Linked DNA regions of Homo sapiens: region 2 is linked to region 1. Evidence: read pairs that join two places in POLR2A ChIA-PET (ENCODE). Cell type or tissue: IMR-90. All regions are shown on one strand. Each heading gives the region's core, and the rest is flanking DNA. Links, peaks and the distances in the headings are about the cores only. Region 1 overlaps SMIM14 (small integral membrane protein 14). Region 2 has its middle 16 kb from the start of UBE2K.

Evidence for each region. ChIA-PET counts read pairs that join two places held together with the same protein. Peaks named below come from ENCODE experiments on the same cell type or tissue, not always from the same donor. Only the 100,000 strongest peaks of a DNase experiment are listed, where the experiment ranks them.
Region 2: POLR2A ChIA-PET joins it to region 1 with 20 read pairs; 5 of 35 experiments call an interaction of 5 or more read pairs at or near these places.

What each region holds. Positions count from the first base shown.
Region 1 is chr4:39,554,101-39,562,435 of GRCh38, reverse strand. SMIM14 (small integral membrane protein 14) reads left to right here. Exons shown (of 5, transcript NM_174921.3): 4 at 5,866-6,008. All of the region lies in intron 2 of UGDH-AS1 (UGDH antisense RNA 1), which reads right to left. Among named protein-coding and RNA genes, the nearest start is that of UGDH-AS1, 30 kb to the right of the region's middle. In IMR-90, for the core only: no CTCF peak of the experiment used is centred there; a DNase peak (open chromatin) is centred at 4,045; H3K27ac peaks cover 1,676 bases.
Region 2 is chr4:39,677,574-39,685,908 of GRCh38, reverse strand. No RefSeq gene overlaps it. Among named protein-coding and RNA genes, the nearest start is that of UBE2K, 16 kb to the left of the region's middle. In IMR-90, for the core only: no CTCF peak of the experiment used is centred there; no DNase peak of the experiment used is centred there.

The sequences.
Region 1 (8,335 bases), core at 261-8,260:
GATGTGTTAAGAGCAGAGGGGATTTTTTGTTTGTTTGTTTGTTTGTTTGTTTGGGGGTTGAGACAGGGTCTGTCTCTGCCACCCTGGCTGGAGTGCAGTTGTGTGATTACAATTCACTGCAGCCTTGACCACCTGGGCTTAAGTGATCCTCCCACCTCAGCCTCCCGAGTAGCTGGGATTACAGGCCTGCACCACCACACTCAGCTAATTTTTTAATTTTTTTTGTAGAGACAGGGGTCTCACTATGTTGCCCAGGCTGGTCTCAAACGCCTGGGCTCCAGGGATCCTCCTGCCTCGGCCTCCTAGAGTGCTGAGATCACAGCCATGAGCCACTGTATCCAGCCAAGAACAGTTTTAAGCAGACTTTTCTGGCAGCAGTAAGCAAGAAGGAAAAGCTGCAATAGGAACCAAGCTAGGAGATAGTTAAGGGAACTACGAGTCATATTACTATTGTGAGATTCTAAAAAAGAAGTGGACATTACTATTTGGTTGTTGTTGTTGTTGAGATGGAGTCTCACTATGTTGCCCAGGCTGGAGTGCAGTGGCACGATCTCGGCTCACTGCGACCTGTCTTCCGGGTTCGAGCAATTTTTCCGCTACAACCCCCCAAGTAGCTGGGATTACAGGTGTGCACCACCATGCTTGGCTAATTTTTGTATTTTTAGTAGAGATGGGCTTTGGTAGAGATGGCCAACACCATGTTGGCCAGGCTGGTGTTGAATTCCAGACCTCAGGTGATGCACCTGCCTTACCTTCCCAAAGTGCTGGGACTACAGGTGTGAGCCACCGTGCCCGGCGTGAGATTCTAAAAAAGAATCAGGGATCCTTTGTCTAGAAATAAGAATTAGTAAACTTGGAATCTGAGGTTTAACTCTCTTAAGCTTCAGAATTTTTTACTTGCAAAGAATATTAAAAAGTCATGGCTGGGCATGACTACTGACTGACACCTGTAATCTCAGCTCTTTGGGAAACCAAGGCAGGAGGATTGCATGAGGCCAGAAGTTCAGCACCAGCCATTTTGCCCAGGCTGGTCTTGAGCTCCTGAGCTCAAGGGATCTTCCTGCCTTGGCCTCCCAAAGTGCTGGGATTACAGGCATGAGCCCCATCAGGTCTGGCCTTAACTATTATTTAAAATAAAAATAATAGTATAGGTTGAATATCCCTAATCTGAAAATTTGAAGTGCTCCAAAATCTGAAACTTATTCAGTGCTGACATGATGCTCAAAGGAAATGCTCATTGGAACATTTCAGATTTTGGATTTTAGGATTAGGGCTGCTGAACCAATAAGTATATTGCATATATCCCCAAATCTGAAAAAATCCGAATTCTGAAACACTTGTATTCCCAAGCATTTCACACAGGGAAACTCAACATGTATTTGCTTTTAAAAAAAAAGAAAAAAAAATCACTCTGGAAACAATATAGAGCACAGGGGAAGCAGGAGTAGATATAGGGAGATCCCTTAAGAGGCCACTGCAATAGACCAGATAAGAGGTTATGGTAGCTTGAGCAGGTGGGGACATGGAGCTAAAAGTGGGCAGATACAAGTGATATTTAGGAGGAAAAATTGCAAGAAACTTCATGATGGATTAAATACAGGGCTGTTGAGAAAGAAAAAAGGTGTTTTCTTAGGTTCTGCCCTGGGCAACTGGATGAACAGAGATCCAGTTTGGTAGTTGGGGTGGAAGGGGGTAGGGCGGGGGAGATGCTCATGATTTTTGTTTGGAATACTAAAGTACTGAATATGTTAAGTGGAAGGTGGGATTTCTGCATTTTGTTTTGTTTTGTTTGAGACGGGGTCTTGCTCTGTCGCCAGGCTGGAGTGCAGTGGCGCGATCTCAGCTCACTGCAACCTCTGCTTCACGGGTGATCTCTTGACCTCGTGCTTCCTGGATTTCTGCATTTTTAAGAAGTTTTCAGTTGACTCTGATATATACCATAGTTTAAGAACTATTGATGTTGGCTGATTGCGGTGGCTCATGCCTGTAATCCCAGCATTTTCGGAGGCCAAGGCAGATGGATCACCTGAGGTCAGGAGTTTGAGAACAGCCTGGCCAACATGGTGAAATCCCAGCTCTACTACAAATAAAACCCAGGAGGCAGAGGTTGTAGTGAGCGGAGATCGCGCCACTGCACTCCAGCCTGGTGACAGAACGAGATTCCATCTCAAAAAAAAAAAAAAAAGAAAAGAAAAGAACTGTTGATATAAAGAAAAAGAGAATTATTGATGAAGGAGTGTCCAACTGTTAGACAATGGTAGTGACACAGAAGACAATGGAAGAAAGTGTTTGTTTTTGTTTTTGTTTATGTTTTGAGACAGTGTCTGGCTCTGTTGCCCAGGCTGGAGTGCAGTGGTGCAATTACAGCTCACTGCAACCTCCACCTCCTGGGCTCAAGCCATCCTCCCACCTCAGCCTCCTGAGTAGCTGGGACCGCAGGCACACACCACCACACCCGGCTATTTTTTTTTTTTAATTTTTTGTAGATACGGGTTTTTGTCATGTTGCCCAGGCTGGTCTCAAACTCCTGAGTTCAAGGGATCTGCCCGCCTTGGCCTCTCAAAGTGCTGGGATTACAGACATGAGCTGCCACGCCCGGCCTGTTTAGCTGTTTCTAGGGAAGTGACTGGGTTTGGAACAGAGGCTACATTCCTATCCATCCTGCTCTTAGGCCAGCTCAGCTCTTTTTAATATATATTTTGTACTAATTTGTTTGCCATAAGACTTCGTTGCAGCAGGGCCAGCGCAACTCTTAACTTGACTTTGTCCGCTTTTATCACTAGCCTTTTGGCCTCAGCAGTGCCACCAATTCCTTCCCTTTTGTGGAATTGAGCCCTGGACCCACTGACCCAATGCAGTGTATCAGATTAGTTTCAACATCTTATCTGGATTTCTTTTACTTTTTCCTGAGGCAAGGAGATCAAAACCAAACAGCTGTGGTCTTGACAAGCTGTTTTAGTAATCACCTAGGGATACTACATTTTCCTCTAGAAATCTAATCTATAATTTTTATTTCTTTTTCTTTTCCTTTCTTTTCTTTTTTTTTTTTGACAGGGTCTTGCTCACTCGCCCAGGCTGGAGTGCAGTGGTGTAATCTGAGCTCACTACAACCTCTGCCTTCTGGGTTCAAGCAATTCTCGTGCCTCAGCCTCCTGGGTAGCTGGGACTACAGGCTCACGCCACCCCACCCAGCTAATTTTCGTAGAGATGTTGCAGTCTCACCAATGCACCTTCATATATTGGTTTCTCTTGTGAGGTATCACCCTGAGTTCTTTGTCTCGCCTCTAAAATGATTAAGGAGCATGGTCACAAGGGTGAAGTTGGAGCGAAAATGTAATAAGCAAAAGGAGAAAGCTCTCTGCAGAGAGGGGAGTCCAAGTGGATAGCTTGGTTACAGCTGAATGCAAAATGCTTTTATAAGAAACTGCAGCCAGGCGCGGTGGCTCATGCCTGTAATCCCAGCACTTTGGGAGGCCGAAGCAGGCAGATCACGAGGTCAGGAGTTTGAGACCAGCCTGGCCAACATGGTGAAACCCCATCTCTACTAAAGATACAAAAAGTTAGCCAGGCATGGTGGCATGTGCCTGTAATCCCAGCTACAGGGGAGACTGAGACAGGAGAATTGCTTGAACCCGGGAGGTGGAGGTTGCAGTGAGCTGACATGCCATTGTATTCCAGCTTGGACGACAGGGCAAGACTCTGTCTCAAAAAAACAAACAAAAAAAAGAAACTGCTCTCCTCCTTGTAACTGATTGAGTAATTTTTCTTTTTCGAAAAGCTGTCTGTGCAACTCCCTTTTTCCAGCTGTGGGATTGTTTCTAAGCACAAAGCACAGCTTCTCTTCTTTGTATAACTGGGTTTTTTTAGGTAAGCCCACTCCGCCCTATGCAAGTTCCCACGGAGCCCACTGTGTATATGCCTGAAAAGGGGAGGAAACTTTTTCCTGGGAGCTCACTGATTGTACAAAGAACAAAAAGGCTTGTTTGCTTTACTGGCTGCTTATCTGTCCAGGCTTATCTGTGCAGCTGCAGCAGCTGTGATTTTTCAGGCAAGCACTTCTAGGGGCCCAGCCTTAACTGTTTACCTAATGGATTTTTCCTTTTCTTCTCCCTCAGAGATGGGGTTTCACCATATCGCCCAGGCTGGTCTCGAATTCCTGAGCTCAAGCAATCCACCCATCTTGGCCTTCCAAAGTGCTGGGATTACAGGCGTGAGCCAGTGCACCTGGCCATTTTTATTTCTGAAAATTGAGTTCTCTAATATACTTCAATAAAAAATCTACGTTTCATTTATTAGAAATTTGTTAACCTCATATCATGGGTCAGGCACTGTGCTAGGCACTTGTTATTTCAAATTAAATAAGACGTGGCTATGTCAAGGAACCAGGAAAAACTGATGCCTGTATACGCACATACATCCCTGTCTAGCATTTTTCTCTTGATAAATAGAAAAAATTGATAGAAGAGAAAAATTGATAAAATTTTAAAATATCTAGATCTGAATTCAACTCCTTTGTGTGAAAAAGAAGGTCAAATTAATCTCTTTGGTTGAGACTGTAATTCAAGGGGTCTTTTAATGTATATATTACGCAGCCCAGATGTCCCCTTTCTTTTTCATGATGCCTCTGTAATTAAGAAGCAGATTTTTCCCCCCAAAGGAGAGTGTTTTTTCTGTGGTCTTAACTTGGATTCATATGGATTCGTGGCTTTGTGGGTTCTTAAACCTTCCACAATTATATACAAAATTGTGGAATTTGGTATACATGAGTGCTTTTCATATTTATTTTTAATCCAGAATGGATCAAAAAGAACAATCATGAAGGATGTAGGTGCCAGACACAGGGCAGAAGGTAGCTAGAAAAGTAGATCTTAGGGAAGTTAGGGCCCCTAGCCTCATTAATCTACAAACATGGCATGGCCGGCTTGCCTTGCAAGACCTCAGTTGAAGACCCCATGAATTCTTAAAATGGAAAGAGTTCTTAATTTTTATCAAATTCTCAAATGATTCTGTTACCCCAAAATATTAAGAATTATTATACTATTAAAAAATGTGTTAGAGACTAGTCCAGGCAACATAGTGAGACGTCGTCACTACTAAAAATTTTAAAAAAAATTAGGGGTGTGGGGCAGGACACAGTGGCTCACACCTGTAATCCCAGCCCTTTGGGAGGCCAAGGCAGGTGGATCACCTGAGGTCAGGAGTTCGAGACCAGCCTGGCCAACATGGTGAAACCCCGTCTCAACTAGAAATACAAAAATTAGCTGGGCATGGTGGCGCATGCCTGTAATCCCAGCTACTCAGGAGGCTGAGGCAGAATTGCTTGAACTTGGGAGGCAGAGGTTGCAGTGAGCCAACATTGTCCCACTGCACTCTGGCCTTGGCAACAGAGTGAGACTCCATCTCAAAAAAAAAAAAAAAAATTGTTAGAGACCAGCCCAGGCAACATAGTGTCTCTACTAAAAATAAAAATTAAAAATTAGGTGCATGGGGCATGGTGGCACACACCTGTAGTCCCAGCTACTCAGGAGGCTGAGGTGAGAGGATCCCATGAACATAGAAGGTTAAGGCTGTAGTGAGCTATGGTTGTGCCACCGCACTCCAGCCTGTTTGATAGAGCAAGACCCTGTCTCAAAAAACAAAAACAACAAAAACTTACTAAGTTTTGGTTTATGACTATTTAACATCATTTACTTTTTAGATGTTCTCACTGGGGGAAAGGGAAATTGAAGATATAATATGTACTTTTGTAATTTATCAATACAATTTTTATATTAATACAGTAATTGAAACTGACATTTAAACATTAGAATTTGTTTTTACTTTTAACAATATTGTGAGCATGCTACATTTTTTGTTTGTCTTTAGTACCGGGACCCTCTGGTGATAATGGCATCAGTGTTACAATGATCTTGGTAGCCTGGATGGTTATTGCATTGATCTTGTTCTTACTGAGACCTCCTAATCTAAGAGGATCCAGCCTACCTGGAAAGCCAACCAGTCCTCATAATGTAAGTGTTGCAGATTTTAAATGCTTTTTGGGTAAGGGAATGTATGTGGCCTGGGGCAGGGAAGGACTTGGTTTTGACTAAAACACCTAAATTAGTTAAATTATATTTAACTCATAGAGTATTCTACCTATGTAGTTCTATTAAATATTGCAATTCCAAGATTTAATTGACAGCTTAATCTTTATGGAGTTAAATGCAGAAAGAAGCACAGACCAGAAGCCCAAAATTAATTTGAAAATGAATTCCAATCCTTTTTTTTTTTTTTCAGACAGGGTCTTGCTGTGCCGCCCAGGCTGGACTGCACTGGTGCGATCTTAGCTCACTGAAGCCTCCACCTCCTAGGCTCCCACCTCAGCCTCCCAAGTAGTTGGGACCACAGGCATGCACTAGCACACCTGGCTAGTTTTTTGTATTTTTTTGTAGAGATGGGGTTTTGCCAGGTTGCCCAGGCTTGAATTCTAATCTTTACTCACATGAGAAGCATCAAAAATAATCCATTTCATAATCCACAGCAATATTGCTCAAGTCTCAATCCTCCACTACCCAGTTCTGTCCACCTCACAGTTGATCCCTTGCCTCTCATGCTTCCAGCCCCTAAACTCTTAGTAGCTTTAGTTGAAATGTTTGACCCCCTTCTGTCCTAGCTATTCAGTAGAGACACTGAGCCTGTCTTATTTTATTTTCCTCATTTTCCCATCCTATTTCTCTCAAACCCATTTTCCATTTCTGTACCACAGTAAATCAGCTGAGCTGGCAAAAGGAGAGGTCGGAATCATTCATGTTGATAAATCTTGATAGTCATGATTACAACCATTTTTAGAACCTTCTAAATTAAAACTATGATAAAGTGACCCAATAGGGAGTTTTCAGGACTATCTTTAAGAGAACCTCTGTTGGCCAGGCACTGTGGCTCACGCCTGCAATCCCAGCACTTTGGGAGGCCAAGGGGGGCGGATCACCTGAGCTCCGGTGTTCAAGACCACCCTGGGCAACATGGTGAAACCCTGTCTCTACTAAAATACAAAAAATTAGCCAGACATGGTGGCATGCGCCTGTAGTCTCAGCTACTCAGGAGGCCGAGGCATGAGAATCGTTTGAGCTCAGGAGGCAGAGGTTGCAGTGAGCCAAGATCACACCACCACACTCCAGCTTGGGCTACAGAGTGAGACTATGTCTCAAAAAAAAAAAGAACCTCTGTTAAAGGATTCCTTTTAATCCTTTTCAGAACCAGTATTTATGTTTTTTTTTTAACACTGAATTTGAATATTATCTCTTTAAAAATATTTCCATGAGGCCGGGCGCGGTGGCTCATGCCTGTAATTCCAGCACTTTGGGAGGCCAAGATGGGCGGATCACCTGAGGTCAGGAGTTCGAGACCAGCCTGGCCAACATGGTGAAACCCTGTCTCTAGTAAAAATACAAAAATTAGCTGGGCCTGGTGGTGGGCACCTGTAATCCCAGCTACTCGGGAGGCTGAGGCAAGAGAATTGCTTGAACCCAGGAGATGGAGGTTGCAGTGAGCCAAGATCGTGCCATTGCACTCCAGGCTAGGCGGTGAGAGTGAAACTTCGTCTCAAAAAAAAAAAAAAAAAAAAAATTCCATGAATTTGCCAGTTACCTCTATTTAGCCATTCTACAAATGTATACATATTTCAAAACATGTTGTATATGACAAATATATACAATTTTTATTTGTCAATTTAAATAAATGTTAAAATTTATAATTAAAAAACTATAAGGTAATAGAGCATCAAAAAAAAAAAAAAAAAAAAAGGAAAATTTCCATGATAGATTTGCTTGTTTTTGTTGTTTTTTTTTTTGAGATGGAGTCTCACTCTGTCCTCCAGGCTGAAGTGCATTGGTACAATCTCAGCTCACTGCAGCCTCTGCCTCCCAGGTTCAAGTGATTCTCCTGCCTCCACCTACCGAGTAGCTGGGATTACAGGTGCACGCCACCACATCTGGCTAATTTTTGGATTTTTAGTAGAGATGGGGTTTCACCATGTTGGCCAGGCTGGTCTCAAATTCCTGACCTCAAGTGATGTGCCTGCCTCGGCCTCCCGAAGTACTGGCATTACAGATGTGTGTCACCACACCTGGCTAATTTTTGTATTTTTAGTAGATACAGGGTTTCGCCACGTTGGCCAGGCTGGTCTTGAACTCCTAACCTCAGGTGCTGTGCCTGCATTTGCCTCCCAAAGTGCTGGTATTACAGGCATGAGCCACCATGCCCGGCCAGATTCACTTGTATACCAAATTATCCCACTAATTCTCTTTTCCAACCTTTACCTTGTGGAATTCCTAAAATAATTGTTTCTTTTCTCCAG
Region 2 (8,335 bases), core at 133-8,132, 120 kb before region 1:
GTAGCCCTCAACTTAAAAGTTAAAAAAAAAATGTAATGCCAACCCAAGGTCACCTAGATTTTCTCCTATGTTATCTTCTAGAAGTTTTATGGTACTGAAAGATGTAAGGTTAGTGTCTAAGTGCATGTTTTTGCAACTAGATGTCCAATTGTTCCAGCATTATTTGTGAAAAGACTATCTTTTCTCCATTGAGTTGCCTTTGCTCCTTAAAAGATCAGTTTACTGTATTTGCATGGGTCTATTTCTGGACTCTCTATTCTGTTCCATTGATATATGTATTTGCCTTTTCTTTCTCCAAAACCACACTGTCAATCCTTGTAGAATTGTTGTAAGTCTTTAAGTGTCTTTAAAGTCTTTAAGTGTTTCTCCAACTATGTTCTCCAACTTTGTTCTTCTTCAGTATTGTGTTGGCTATTCTGTGCTAGAGCATTTTTTAGAGCATTTTAAAATAAGGCTGCCCAAGGATCATCTGACTCAGAAAATGTAATTCCGACTAATAATTGATTAGGGACTAGATGCCTTCCAATCCTCTAACAGTAGAGCTTAATTTATAGAAATGAACAGGGATGCAATATTTTTTTTTTCTTTCTGTTGGTAGTGAGGATGACCATTTACAAAGGTTGTGTTTTATTGCCCCTTAGAACACTGATCAGTTTTAGGGCTGGGCGCTGTGGCTCACGCCTGTGATCCCAGCACTTTGGGAGGCCGAGGCGGCCGGATCACGAGGTCAGGATATGAGACCATTCTGGCTAACACGTGAAACCCCGTCTCTACTAAAAATACAAAAAATTAGCCGGGCGTGGTGGCGGGCGCCTGTAGTCCCAGCTACTCGGGAAGCTGAGGCAGGAGAATGGCGTGAACCCAGGAGGCGGAGCTTGCAATGAGCCGAGATTGCGCCACTGCACTCCAGCCTGGGCGACAGAGCGAGACTCCAACTCAAAAAAAAAAAAAAAAAAAAAAAAGAACACTGATCAGTTTTGTATCTAATGTAGCAATCCTATTTCGGCATTCCGAAATAGGATTGACTCTGTATCTGTATGATAATTTTAAAAATCAGTTTAACAATTATGTCTTCGTCTGTAATCCCAGCACTTTGGGAGGCCGAGGTGGGCGGATCATGAGGTCAGGAGATCGAAACTATCCTGGCTAACACAGTGAAACCCCGTCTCTACTAAAAATATAAAAAATTAGTCCCGCGTGGTGGCGGGCGCCTGTAGTCCCAGCTACTCGGGAGGCTGAGGCAGGAGAATCTCTTGAACCCTGGAGGCAAAGGTTGCGGTGAGCAGAGATTGCGCCACTGCACTACAGCCTGGGAGACAGAGTCAGACTCCATCTCCAAACAAAACAAAACAAAACAAAAAATAATTATGTCTTCGCAAAAGAAAACTAAAAGCTGGGTGCTGTGGCTCACACCTGTAATCCCAATACTTTGGGAGGCCAAGGCATGAGGATTGCTTGAGCCCAGGAGTTCAAGACCAGCCTGGGCAACACAGCAAGACCCCATCCTTACACACACGAAAAATTAAAAATTAAAAAATCAGTCAGGTGTGGTGGCACACGCCTGAATTCCTAGCTACTGAGGAGGCTGAGGTAGGAGGATGGCTTGAGGCTAGGAGTTCAAGGCTGCAATGAGCTATGATAGTGCCACTGCACTCAACCTGGGCAATAGAGCAAGATCTTGTCTCTAAAAAATAATACATAAATAAAACTTAAATAATTATCTCACAATAAACATTATCATTTTGCAGTACATACATTAAAAAAAACATGAAACTTTACTGAGAAGCCTTGAAAAAATAAAAGGCACATTTCCCTATCGGAAGACCCAAATTTTTAAAGATTTTCACATCTCTCTCAAATAATGTACAAATTTCATACCCAGTGGTTCACACCTGTAATCCCAGCACTTTGAAAGGCTAAGGTGCATGGATCACTTGAGACTAGCAGTTTGAGACCAGTCTGGGCAATATAACAAAATCCCACCTCTACAAAAAATACAAAAAATTAGCCGGGCATGGTGGCATGCTCCTATAGTCCCAGCCATTCAGGAGGATGAGGTGGGAGGATTGCTTGAGCCCAGGAGGTTGAGATTGCAGTGAACGTGATTGTACCACCGCACTCCAGCCTGCGACAGAGAGAGATCCTGTCTTTAAAAAAGAAAAATGGGTGGGCCAGGCGGGGTGGCTCACGCCTGTAATCCCAGCACTTTGGGAGGCTGAAGCGGGTGGATCACAAGGTCAAGGAGATCCAGACCATCCTGGCTAACACGGTGAAACCCCGTCTCTACCAAAAATACAAAAAAATTAGCCGGGCGTGGTGGCAGGTGCCTGTAGTCCCAGCTACTCGGGAGGCTGAGGCAGAAGAATGGCATGAACTCGGGAGACAGAGCTTGCAGTGAGCTGAGATTGTGCCACTGCACTCCAGCCTGGGCAACAGAGCAAGACTCCATCTCAAAAAAAGAAAAAAAAAGAAAGAAAAAAGGGCTAGGCACCGTGGCTCACTCCTGTAACCCCAGCACTTTGGGTGGCTAAGGCAGGAGGATTGCTTGAGGCCAGGAGTTGAAGATCAACCTGGCCAACAAAGTGAGACCCTATCTCTAAAAAAAAAGAAGAAAAAAGAAACACACTATTAGATATCAAAGTATACTTTAAAGCTGTTAATCAAACCAGGGCTGGGCGCAGTGGCTCACGCCTGTAATCCCAGCACTTTGGGAGGCTGAGGCAGGGGGATCACCTGAAGTCAGGAGTTCAAGATCGGCCTGGCCAACATGGTGAAACCCCATCTCTACTAAAGTAAATACAAAAAAAAAAAATTAGCCGGGTGTGGTAGCACAGGCCTGTAGTCCCAGCTACTCAGGAGGCTGAGACAGGAGAATTGCTTGAACTCAGGAGGCGGACATTGCAGTGAGCTGAGATCGCACCACTGTACTCCAACCTAGGCGACAGAGCAAGACTGTTTCCAAAAAAAAAAAGAAAAAAAAAAAAGAATCAAACCAGACAATATAGCCAGAACAGACAGAGACACCACTAATAAAGTTTTAATATGTGATAAATGTGGGATTTAAATTTGGTAGATAAATAATGAATTGTTTAATAAGCAGTGTTAGGATAATTTGGGCAAGCCAACAATATCTTCCACCCTACAACGTGCACCTTGAACAATGGCTATGTCATTGTATTTACTGCTTACCAGACATTACCAGAGATGCTATTTTCATGCTTCCATACCATTGCTTATGCTGTTCTCTCTGCCTGGAATTCTTTCTCCCTTTCATCCCCTTGTTGAAAGCCTATCCTTCTTTCAAGATCCAAATTAGTCATCTGTAGCCTGGGCAACATAGTGAGATTGCGTCTCTACAAAAATTTTTTTAGAAAAATTAGCTGGGCATGGGGGTGCACGGTTGTAGTCCTAGCCTCTCAGAAGGTTGAGGTGGGAGGATAGCTTGAACTTAGGAGTTCAAGGCTGCAGAGAGCTGTGATCTCACCATTGCACTCCAGGCAGGGCAACAGAGTGACACCCTGTCTCGAAATAAATAAATAAAAATAATCTGTGAAACTTGCCTGACTTCTCCAAACAAAGTTACATCCTCTTTCATGTGGCCACAACATCTGCCACATATCTCTACTGTAGTACTCATCATGTTCTGTTGCAGTTATTTATTTATATTTCTGTACCCTTTACTAGGCTGTAAGCATTTTATAATCAGGAACCAAGTCTTTTCATTGTTGTATCCTGATACCTAATACAAAGTTCTTCATAATGAGTGCTCAGTAAGTATTTGATATGATAGGGTTAATAATGAATGAAATTAAATGTGATGGTACTTTGAGAGTATAAAGTGATAAATAAATGAAAGGCTATCAAAAGCCCATGTGGTAGTCATGACCATGGGCTCTGACACCAGATTGCCTCAGTTTGAATCTTATCTCCCTACTTACTAGCTGTGTGATCTTGGGCAAATAAGTTAACTTCTCTATACTTGAGTTCCCCTATCTGAAATGGGTCTAATAGTGATTACTACATAGGATTATTAGGAGGATTTTAAAAGTTAACATAGGCCGGGCGCAGTGGCTCACACACTTTGGGAGGCCGAGGCAGATGGATCACCTGAGGTCAGGAGTTCGAGACCAGCTTGGCCAACATGGTGAAACCCTGTCTCTACTAAAAATACAAAAATTAGCTGGGTGTGGTGGTGGGTGCTTGTGATCCCAACTGCTCAGAGGCTGAGGCACGAGAATCGCTTGAACCCAGAAGGCGGAGGTTACAGTGAGCCAAGATCGTGCCATTGCACTCCAGCCTGGGGGACAAGAGAAAAACTCCGTCTCAAAAAAATAAAAATAAAAATAAAAACAAATAAATAAATAAAATTAACATAGACTTCTCCTTCTAGGAAGAAATTGAATAGATGCACTTTTCCCTATTTCTTCTATTAGTTGCAACTAAGATCCTTGGACATTGAATATAAAACAAAATATAAGAAGACACTTAAAAGTCTAGCAGAGAAAGCAGACCAGCTAGAGACCTTGATACCCAAAGAACAACATGGTACTGAGTTCCCTGGGTTTTCTTTTACTGCATATATCCCAGACTAGACACTGAAAAAGCAAGCAACCTAGAAACAGCAATGGCCACAGACAAAAAAGAAGGCATAAGAAAAGCCTGCACAAGCCCCGCCCTCCCCTCTCTTTTTTTTTTTTTTTTTTGAGACAGGGTCTCACTCTGTCATGCAGGCTGGAGTGCAGTGGCACAATCATAGCTCACTTCAGCCTTGAACTCCTCTTCCCTATCTCAGCCTCCCGAGTAGCTGGGACCACAGGTGCATGCCACCATGCTCAGCTAATTTTTGTATTTTTTGTAGAGACTGGGTTTTGCTATGTTGCCTATGGCTGGTCTCAAACTCCTGGGCTCAAGGGATCCACCCACCTCGGCCTCCCAAAGTGTTAGGATTACAGGCGTGAGCCACTGCATCTGGCTAAGTCTGCTGTCTCTAACCAAGGGCCAAATGATCAGGAAAGGAGTGGCCTAGCAAGACAGAAAACCTTTAGATCAAGCTTGTCCAACCCATAGCCCACAGGCCACATGCAGGCCAGGACAGCTTTGAATGTGGCCCAACACAAATTTGTAAACTTTCTTAAAAATACTATGATATTTTTATGCAATTCTTTTTTTTTTTTTTTTTTTTTTGAGACGGAGTTTCTCTCTTGTTGCCCAGGCTGGAGTGCAGTGGTGCGATCTCGGCTTACTGCAACCTCTGCCTCCCTGGTTCAAGTGATTCTCCTTCCTCAGCCTCTCAAGTAGCTGGGATTACAGGCACCCACCATCACGCCTGGCTAATTTGTGTACTTTTAGTAGAGACGGGGTTTCGCCTTGTTGGCCAGACTTGTCTTGAACTCCTAACCTCAGGTGATCCACCTGCCTCAGCCTCCCAAAGTGCTGGGATTACAGGCCTGAGCCACTGCGCCCGGCTCCTCTTTTTTTTTTTTTTAAGCTCATCAGCTATCATTAGTGTTATTGTATTTTATGTGTGGCCCAAGACAATTCTTTTTCTTCCAATGTGGCCCAGGAAAGCCAAAAGGTTGGACACCACTGCTTTAGATAATAGATGCTCTACTCTAGTAAAGCATAACAGAAGAAAACAAAACAAAACAAAACAAAACAAACAGAAAAACAAAAAAACCCAAACTGTGGCCACCTACATGATTAGCAGCAAAAGCCCACTGGAGAGCCTAGACTTCTATTCTTTCCAAGCTGTGATGTGTCAGCCCAGCTCTCCTGTAGGGTAGTGTTAGAGAAAGTCAAATGGAAATTGACTTTCATCTCTGCCTGGTGGTAAAGAATATTGAATGCCCCATGGTGTCAGTGGAGACCACACAGGGAGCCTGGACTTCCATCCACACCCGTCACCCTTCTTCCTTGTAAGTGATGTCAGAGGAAGCCTAGTGGAAAGTCAGGACCACTAGGTCCTTTCCCCATCTCTCACTGGTAACAAGGCCACACATATCCTTACTGTCTCAGTGGAGACCATGTGGGGAGCCAGCACTCTAATGAAATGTCCCTCTTCCACCCATAGTATCAACAGAGGAGAACCGGGACTTTCACCTGGTTCTCCTCTGTTGATACTGTGAGCGGAAGAAGGGACATTCTTCCACCCACCTTAACCCACCCTGTGTCAGAGGTAGGGCTGATCCCAACATGAGATTTAATTAAATAAATAAGATCTACTCCAAATACCCAGGTCTCAATTAAAAAGTCACTCATCAAAACCCAAGAAGATTTCAAAATGAATGAGAAAAAGACAATTAATAGATGCCAACACCAACATGTCACAGATGTTAAATCATTTGGCAAGGATTTTAAAGTAGGCATCATAAAAATACTCCAACAAGCAATTATGAGCATGCTTAATGCAAATGAAAAAATAGAAAGTCTTAGCAAAGAAATAGGAAATCTTAGAAAAGAAATAGAGTATATAAAAGAGAACCAAGTGGGAATTTAGAACTAAAAAAATGAGGCCGGATGCAGTGGCTCATGCCTGTAATCACAGCACTTTGGGAGGCCGAGGCGGGTGGATCACTTGAGGCCAGGAGCTTGAGACCAGCCTGCCCAAAATGGTGAAACCCTGTCTCTACCAAAAAAATTAGCCAGGTGTGGTGGCTGGTGCCTGTAATCCCAGCTACTTGGGAGGCTGAGGCAGGAGAATGGCTTGAATCTTGGAGGCAGAGTTTGCAGCCAGCCAAAATCGTGTCACTGCACTCCAACCTGGGCAACAGAGGGAGACTCCATCTCAAAACAAAACAAAACAAAACAAAACAAAAACACAAATAAAAATCTTAATGGGTGGGCTCAACAGAAAGAATGGAGAGAAGAAAGAATCAGTGAACTTGATGACAGAGCAGTTGAAATTACCTAGTCTAAACAACTGAGAAAAAATGGGTTTTTGTTAATTAACAGAAACTTGGGGACCTGTGGAACTGTAACAAAAAAATCTAAACTTCATCTCATAAAAGTCTCATAAAAAGAGGAAGAAAGCAGCGCTAAACAAGTATTTGAAGAAATAATAACTGAAAATGTCCAAATTTGGCAAACAAACCATAAACCTACAAATTAAAGCTGACTGAACTGAAAACTGGATAAACTCAAAGAAATCCATGCAAGGCACGCCATGGTTAAACTTCTGAAAACTGAAGACAAAGAGACATCTTGAAAGCAGTCAGAGAGAAATGAAACATTACCTCCCAGTGGGAGAAACAACTGGAATAACAGCAAATTTCTCATCAGAAACCAGAGGCCAGAAGGAAGATGGCACAACACTTTTGAATTACTAAGAGAAAATAACTGTCAATCTAGAATTTTATATCCAGAGACAATATCCTTAGATATGAAGGCAAATTAAGACATTCTCAGATAAAGGAAAACTAAAAATTTGTCACTAGTAGACCTACCCTGAAAGAATGGCCAATGATCGCCCCATTGCACTCCAGCCTGGGCAACAAGAGCGAAACTCCGTCTCAAAAAAAAAAGAAGTTCTCTAGACAAAAAGGAAATAGTAAAAGAGAACATCTTGGAACATCAGGAAGGAAGATAAAACATGGAAAGAAGAAAACTGTAGGTAAATACAATAGACTTTCCTTCTCTTGCATTTTCTAAGTTATGTTTGGCAGTTGAAGCAAAAATAATAACCCTTTCTAATGTGGTTCTCGATGTACATAGAGGAAATACTTAAGACAATTAAATCATAAATGAGGGAGGGTAAAGGGATGTAAAGGGAGGTAAGGTAAAATCTCAGAACTAGTGACTTGATTGTAGTGGTGGTTACACAAATCTACATATGTGATAAAATGACATAGAACTATGCACACGCATTGCAACAATGTCAAATTCCTTGTTTTGATATTGTACTGTATTTATGTGAGAGGTAACCACTGGGGGAAACTGGGTGAAGGGCACATGGAACCTCGCAACCTCCCATGAATCTATAGTTATTATAAAGTTAAAAATTGTAATCCCAGCACTTTGGGAGGTCGAGGTGGGCAGATCACTTGAGCTCAGGAGTTCGAGACTAGCCTGAGCAACATGGTGAAATCCTGTCTCTACTAAAAATACAAAAATTAGCTGGGCATGGTGGTTTGTGCCTGTAATCCCAGCTACTTGGGAGACTGAGAAGAGAGGATCACTTAAACCCAGGCAGCGGAGGTGGCAGTGAGCTGAGATTGCACCACTGTACTCCAGCCTGGGTGACAGAGCAACACTGTCTAAAAAAAAATTAAATTAAAAATTATTAAAAAGTTGGCCAGGCACGGTGGCTCACGACTGTAATCCCAGCACTTTGGGAGGC